2 separate regions of the Mus musculus genome follow, and region 1 is linked to region 2. Evidence: chromatin contacts called from ENCODE Hi-C or POLR2A ChIA-PET data. All regions are on one chromosome and are shown on one strand. Each heading gives the region's core, a stretch centred on a gene start or an enhancer-like site at or near the end of the contact. The rest is flanking DNA. Distances are from core to core; before and after follow the strand shown.

Evidence for each region. A loop is a pair of places that touch in the nucleus more often than their neighbours do. ChIA-PET counts read pairs that join two places held with the same protein, here RNA polymerase II (POLR2A).
Region 1: a loop to region 2 is called in a map of gastrocnemius, with 3 times the contacts of the local background. The contact joins the promoter of Kif20b here to the promoter of Ifit2 in region 2. A Hi-C loop is called at or near these places in 1 of 37 maps with a recorded cell type or tissue (gastrocnemius). POLR2A ChIA-PET finds 5 or more read pairs at or near these places in 1 of 5 experiments (Patski).

What each region holds. Positions count from the first base shown.
Region 1 is chr19:34,921,076-34,923,775 of GRCm38, reverse strand. It overlaps Kif20b (kinesin family member 20B), which reads right to left and starts at 1,418. Exons shown (of 32, transcript NM_001362434.1): 1 at 1,343-1,418.
Region 2 is chr19:34,549,298-34,552,079 of GRCm38, reverse strand. It overlaps Ifit2 (interferon-induced protein with tetratricopeptide repeats 2), which reads right to left and starts at 1,386. Exons shown (of 3, transcript NM_008332.3): 1 at 1,058-1,386.

The sequences.
Region 1 (2,700 bases), core at 169-2,668, 370 kb before region 2:
GGTTATTTGCAAAATAAATTCCTATTTATTTTCCGATTATAAGTAAAAAAGTGAAATAATGCATATAAACTTTACATTTAAAATAAGAGAATTGGGTCCTAGCCCAGTAGGATGCAACTCTGGGTACCTGAGGTACCACAGCCAGAATCTCCAATAATAATGATGATGACGACAATGAAAATCACTAACTGACACATCACAAGGTTGAATGTGAATATGGAATAATGCCATCACTGAACTATTAAATCTGAATTGCACATCAAATCCCTATAGGATAAACCTAACCCTCCACCCCCCAAAAAATTAACATTTAAAATTTTCTAAGGGGGCTGGTGAGATGGCTCAGCGGTTGAGAGCACCGACTGCTCCTCCAAAGGTCCTGAGTTCAAATCCCAGCAACCACATGGTGGCTCACAACCATCTGTCACAAAAATCTGATGCCCTCTTCTGGAGTATTTGAAGACAGCTACAGTGTACACACATATAATAAATAAATAAATCTTTAAAAAAATTTTTTTCTAAGAATCTATCACGCCGGGCAGTAGTGGCTCACGCCTTTAATCCTAGCATTTGAGAGGCAGAGGCAGGCGGATTTCAGAGTTCGAGGCCAGCCTGGTCTACAGAGTGAGTTCCTGGACAGCCAGGGCTACACAGAGAAACCCTGTCTCGAAAAATAAAAAGAAAGAAAGAAAGCAAGCATCTACCAGATGCACAATACCAGAGAGAAAAGGTCGCCTCTCTCCTAATTTTTCAAAGAAACAGATTTAACAGTCTAAAGCACCTAGCACCGGGATTCCCTATTTAAGTAGAAAGACAATCATCTAAATTTGTTTACTCTTCACGACAGGCTCAAAATACAGACCAACGGAAGTAGTACTGGACTAAAACTGACTCACTTCAATTTCCTTTATATACACATAAAACCCAAATATGCTTCTTTTCTAGCCACAAAGTAATGTGACATTTTTTTTTAAAAAAAGCCCCCACTGGACTCAACCTAGAAAGAGATCTTGTCACGTGACAAAACAACTGCTCACCTCCCGAATTCAGGCAACCAGACGTGGCAAATCTTTTTGTGTCTAATAAAACTAGTGTCTGTGAATCTAAAGTGTACCTCCTTTACCGGACCAGGAAACCGAGGCCTAGACAGACCGAAGTCTTCCGCCTCAAGGCTTAACTCGCTTAACTCCCTGAAGCTCAGCCCCACCTTCAGCAGCCCCGCACCTAGACTACGGGCATCACGAGCCCCGACAACGCTGACACGGCCGAGGCGTCGCAGCTTCGTGCCCTCTGTGCAAGCAGCCACCCTCGGAGCCCCCAAAATCGTCAGCTCCTCACTTACTGCAATCGCTGGTCCCTGCACGCCTCCCCACCTGCAGAATTCCACTTCCTCCCGGTTTTCAAATTCAAACAATGGCGGCTCGGCGCCGCGCTGAACCCTGGGAGTGGGCGGGGCTTCCGGCGAGCCCTGGGGGCTGGACCCGCTCGCGGCCGAGTTTCGCCCCCGCCTCCGGAAAAGGCTTTCAAGTCTGGGGGGCGGGACTCGGTGCTCCGGGCGACCGATGGGGCAGTAGCAACGCTCGTGGGCTACCTAGCTGGGAGTTTCTCGGGGCCATATTAGGTTTGACCCTAACGATACCTGTTCGGTACTCAGGTCTCAGGTTCCGTCCTAGACCCGCATGATGACGAGCCTTGCTGAGGCCGCTGTCTCCGCACTGCCTCCCGCGATGCCCCCAGGAGCGGAGGAATGGCAAACTATTCCTCCTATTACACCTCAGAGTCCTGTCATTCCCCGGGGCAGAAAGGACTTGCGACCTGGGACCAAGTTAACTCCCCTCTTTAAGTGATTCTTCTTGTCGATGACGGCCCTCTTGGATGAAACACGTTTTCCTCAAAATACATTTTAGGAGCATATCCTTCATCTTTTTATACCCCCTTTTTGATGTTTCTGAAAGCATAAATCAGCTACCGCTGAGAGGCACTGTGCAGTGCCCCAAAATGTAAGTGCCCATGTGTCCTTCTCCGCTTCCCTAAAGTAACCCTCTGAGTGCAGGGCTAATTTACTAATACATTCATATGACGAGAATTTACTATTGAGGCTAGACTTTCACTTTGAATAAAAATAATGCTAACGTAAATTGAGCATTTACCTTATGCTTCCGCTGGCACTACCTTTATAAAATGGATTGTCTGACTGGTGCTAAGAACCCTTTAAAGTAGGTATTGCTACCGTCCCATTTAATACATTCTAAATAAGTAATGGGCACAAACGTAAATGGAGGGTTGGAGAGATGGCTTAGTGGTTAAGAACACTGACCTCTTCCAGAGGTCCTGAGTTCAATTCCCAGCAAACCACATGGTGGTTAACAACCATCTGTAAAGTGATCCAACGCCCTCTTCTGGTGTGTCTGAGGACAGCAACAGTGTACTCATATAAATCTTTTAAAAAACAAAAAAGCCGGATAGTGGCACATGCCTTTAATCCCAGCACTTGGGAGGCAGTGGCAGGCGGATTTCTGAGTTCGAGGCCAGCCTGGTCTACAGAGTGAGTTCCAGGACAGTCAGGACTACACAGAGAAACCCTGTCTCGGGGGGGGGGGGGGAAGAAAAGTAAATGGAACCGGGATTTAAAATCAGTTGAAGAAGTTTTGTTACCTTAGCTTTTCTGTGATCATATTTTCAGCTATTGCACTTAATTAG
Region 2 (2,782 bases), core at 137-2,636:
CATTTATAGAAGCAAATAGCAAGCTGGCCTCCGGGTGGCAGTTTGTTAACCCTTGTTCTATGACCCTGTGTATTTTTCATGCTCAGAGTATCTTGATGGTCCTATCTCCTCCTGCATGGTCTTTTCAGCCACTGCCTTACTCTTTTGAATAGCACACTTCTCAGGGTGCCAACGTGTTCTAATTTTTCCTTCTGTTGTCTCGGAGTCTTTGTTAACATTTTACTGAAGTATAAGTGTGATTCAGGCGCATGGCCTCCTGAGCAGTTGCTGTCCTGATGCTATTTACACTGCTTGCTTTCAGCACTCCCAAATACTTTCCTCATGAGGACACAAATACCTCATTGTGCCTTCTTCATCTCTGAACTGCACCCTAATTTGAGATTCCCAGTCCCTACTTCTAACGTTTACCTCTCTTCTTCCTTTACCAACATTTAAATCCAGAAAATATTTTAGAAAGAAGAAAGAAAGAAAGAAAGAAAGAAAGAAAGAAAGAAAGAAAGAAAGAAGGAAGGAAGGAAGGAAGGAAGGAAGGAAGGAAGGAAGAAAGAAAGAAAGAAAGAAAGAAAGAAAGAAAGAAAGAAGAGAGAGAGAGAGAGAGAGAGAGAGAGAGAGAGAGAGAGAGAAGGGGGGCAGGGAGAGGGCGAGGGAGGGGGAGGGGGGGGAAGAAAGAAATTCATTGTGTCCACTCTATCTCCACAGAGAGGAATTCCTACATCAGCTGTCATTTTAAAACACCAAACCTGAGGAACACAGGGAGGTTGGGGAGGGGGAGAGACCATTACACAATAACATGTTAATAGACTTACAGAGTTGAGAGGTTGTGGGACATTAAAAAGGTTTCTGTAATTTCTGGTGCATTCCTTCTCAAATAAACAACCGGAAGTAAAAAAAAAAAAAAGCTGTTTTTGAAAGCCTTTGAGTGAGCTGAGGGTGGGTTCTGGATAAAAGAGTGACTAGATATATAGCTTAGGACCCAGAGTCCACCACGCGCCCCTAGTGGACAGCCCAGGAAAACAAAAGTTGCGTCCACCCACATTTAAGAGCGACGACCACCTACCTCTAAGTCTCATCTTGGTGCATCTTGCTGATGGGTAAAAAAGCATTAACTGCAGAAGGCCAGAACTTGCTTTTCGGCAGAATGGACGCTGGCGAAGGGTGCGTGGCCAATGACTCCTGACTGCCGGGTGCCGGATGTAACCCCTACCCACACTTGGTGCTTTGAGGGATCTACTACTAGACAGGGCTACTCATTAAAAATATCTTGCTTCACTCTCTTTCCTACATATTTGCAGCGTTAGTCGGGTGTGGCTGGAATACCTTAGTCCTTTGGGGGACTCCCCGCTGTTTCCTAAAGTGAGCTCCATCTCGCTGGGTCCCCACATCACTAAGGGCGGGAAACTGCACTCACCCAGGCAACCTGGCTCGACTACAGCTCCCAGGGAGCTTTGTTTTGGGGTGGTACTCCATCTTAGCGCTGCTTCCTCCCACTGTGTCCTGCTATTGTCGCCAGAGGGTGCCCTTCTCCGCCGCTTTTAGCTTTATTATCCCTAGATGCTAAATTTGAGAGTTTGCAGCAGAAATACTTCCGGAATTGGGAGAGAGACGGTTTTATCCATTCTTCCAGGAAGCTCCCATGAATTTTCCAGCCTCTGGGTCTTGGTGCTCCAGCCCAGCTCTAGCATAGAATTCTCCTTGCACAATGCAAGACCAGACAGGATCCTTTTCTGTCCTTTCCTATTTTTAATGTTTACTGATGTTGCTAACTGAAGCGGATTAATTCGCAGACTGTAATATTCTGGACAGCAGAGATAATACCTAGTTGATTCTTAGAGGATGGTTCACTCATTTCCAGTTTCCTAATAGTCCATCTTAGTGAGGGACATGATCCTGAATTGAATTCCTGGATTTAAATTGAAATTGAGACTCAACTGGCTTAGGGGAGATGACTTCAGGGGCTTATATCACTTGACTTTAAGCCCTAGGATCTGAGCTGGGATGGGATTTTAATCCCAGGGAAAGTAAAAATCGACTCCTGCAAGTGGTCCTCTGACCTCCGTGTGGCACCCTTGATAAATGGATGGATGGATGATAGATAGATAGATAGATAGATAGATATAGATCCAGATAGATGGATAGAATGAAAGATAATGACATTCAAAGTCCTTTAAAAGAAAGTGAGGTTCCAAGGCTAGGATGTAGCTCAGTGACAGAGCTCTTGCCCATGACACTGGCTTCTGTCCCTAGGACTGAAAGGAGATAGGGGATGGGGAAAGGAAGAGTTTTAGCAGTGAACTGTCATTCTAAGGATCCATCATACCCCTCCCTGTTGCCTGGTGGTTAAACACTTCGGTCTTGTCAATTTAGTTTCTCTTCTAAATTGAGTCCCCCCCCCTCCCCCTCCCCCTCCCCCTCCCTCTCCTCCTCCTTCTCTTCACAGGCGATGAGACATTTTAATCTAATAGTGGTACTTAACACTACACAGGGAGTCACAGCTCCCAGAGGATCCCTAAAGGCCAAAGGAAGATCCAGAAATATCTAGAGTTGCTGGTCCCCTGCCTGTGGGAACAGGGGTCAGAAGGTGGCAAAGCAGGGGCCTTCCTGTCACTCATAGATCCAGTCCTGTGCACAACTCTTGAAGTCCACCAGCTCCTTGGGCTGAAACCACAAGCTGGGCTCTCTACAGAACCATTCTTACCAACTTGGATGCAAAAGTCTCCTCGGATGGTCACAGGCTTAGAGTGAGTGGGGTTGGTCTCTGTTAGCATCACCGAGACTGTCTTCA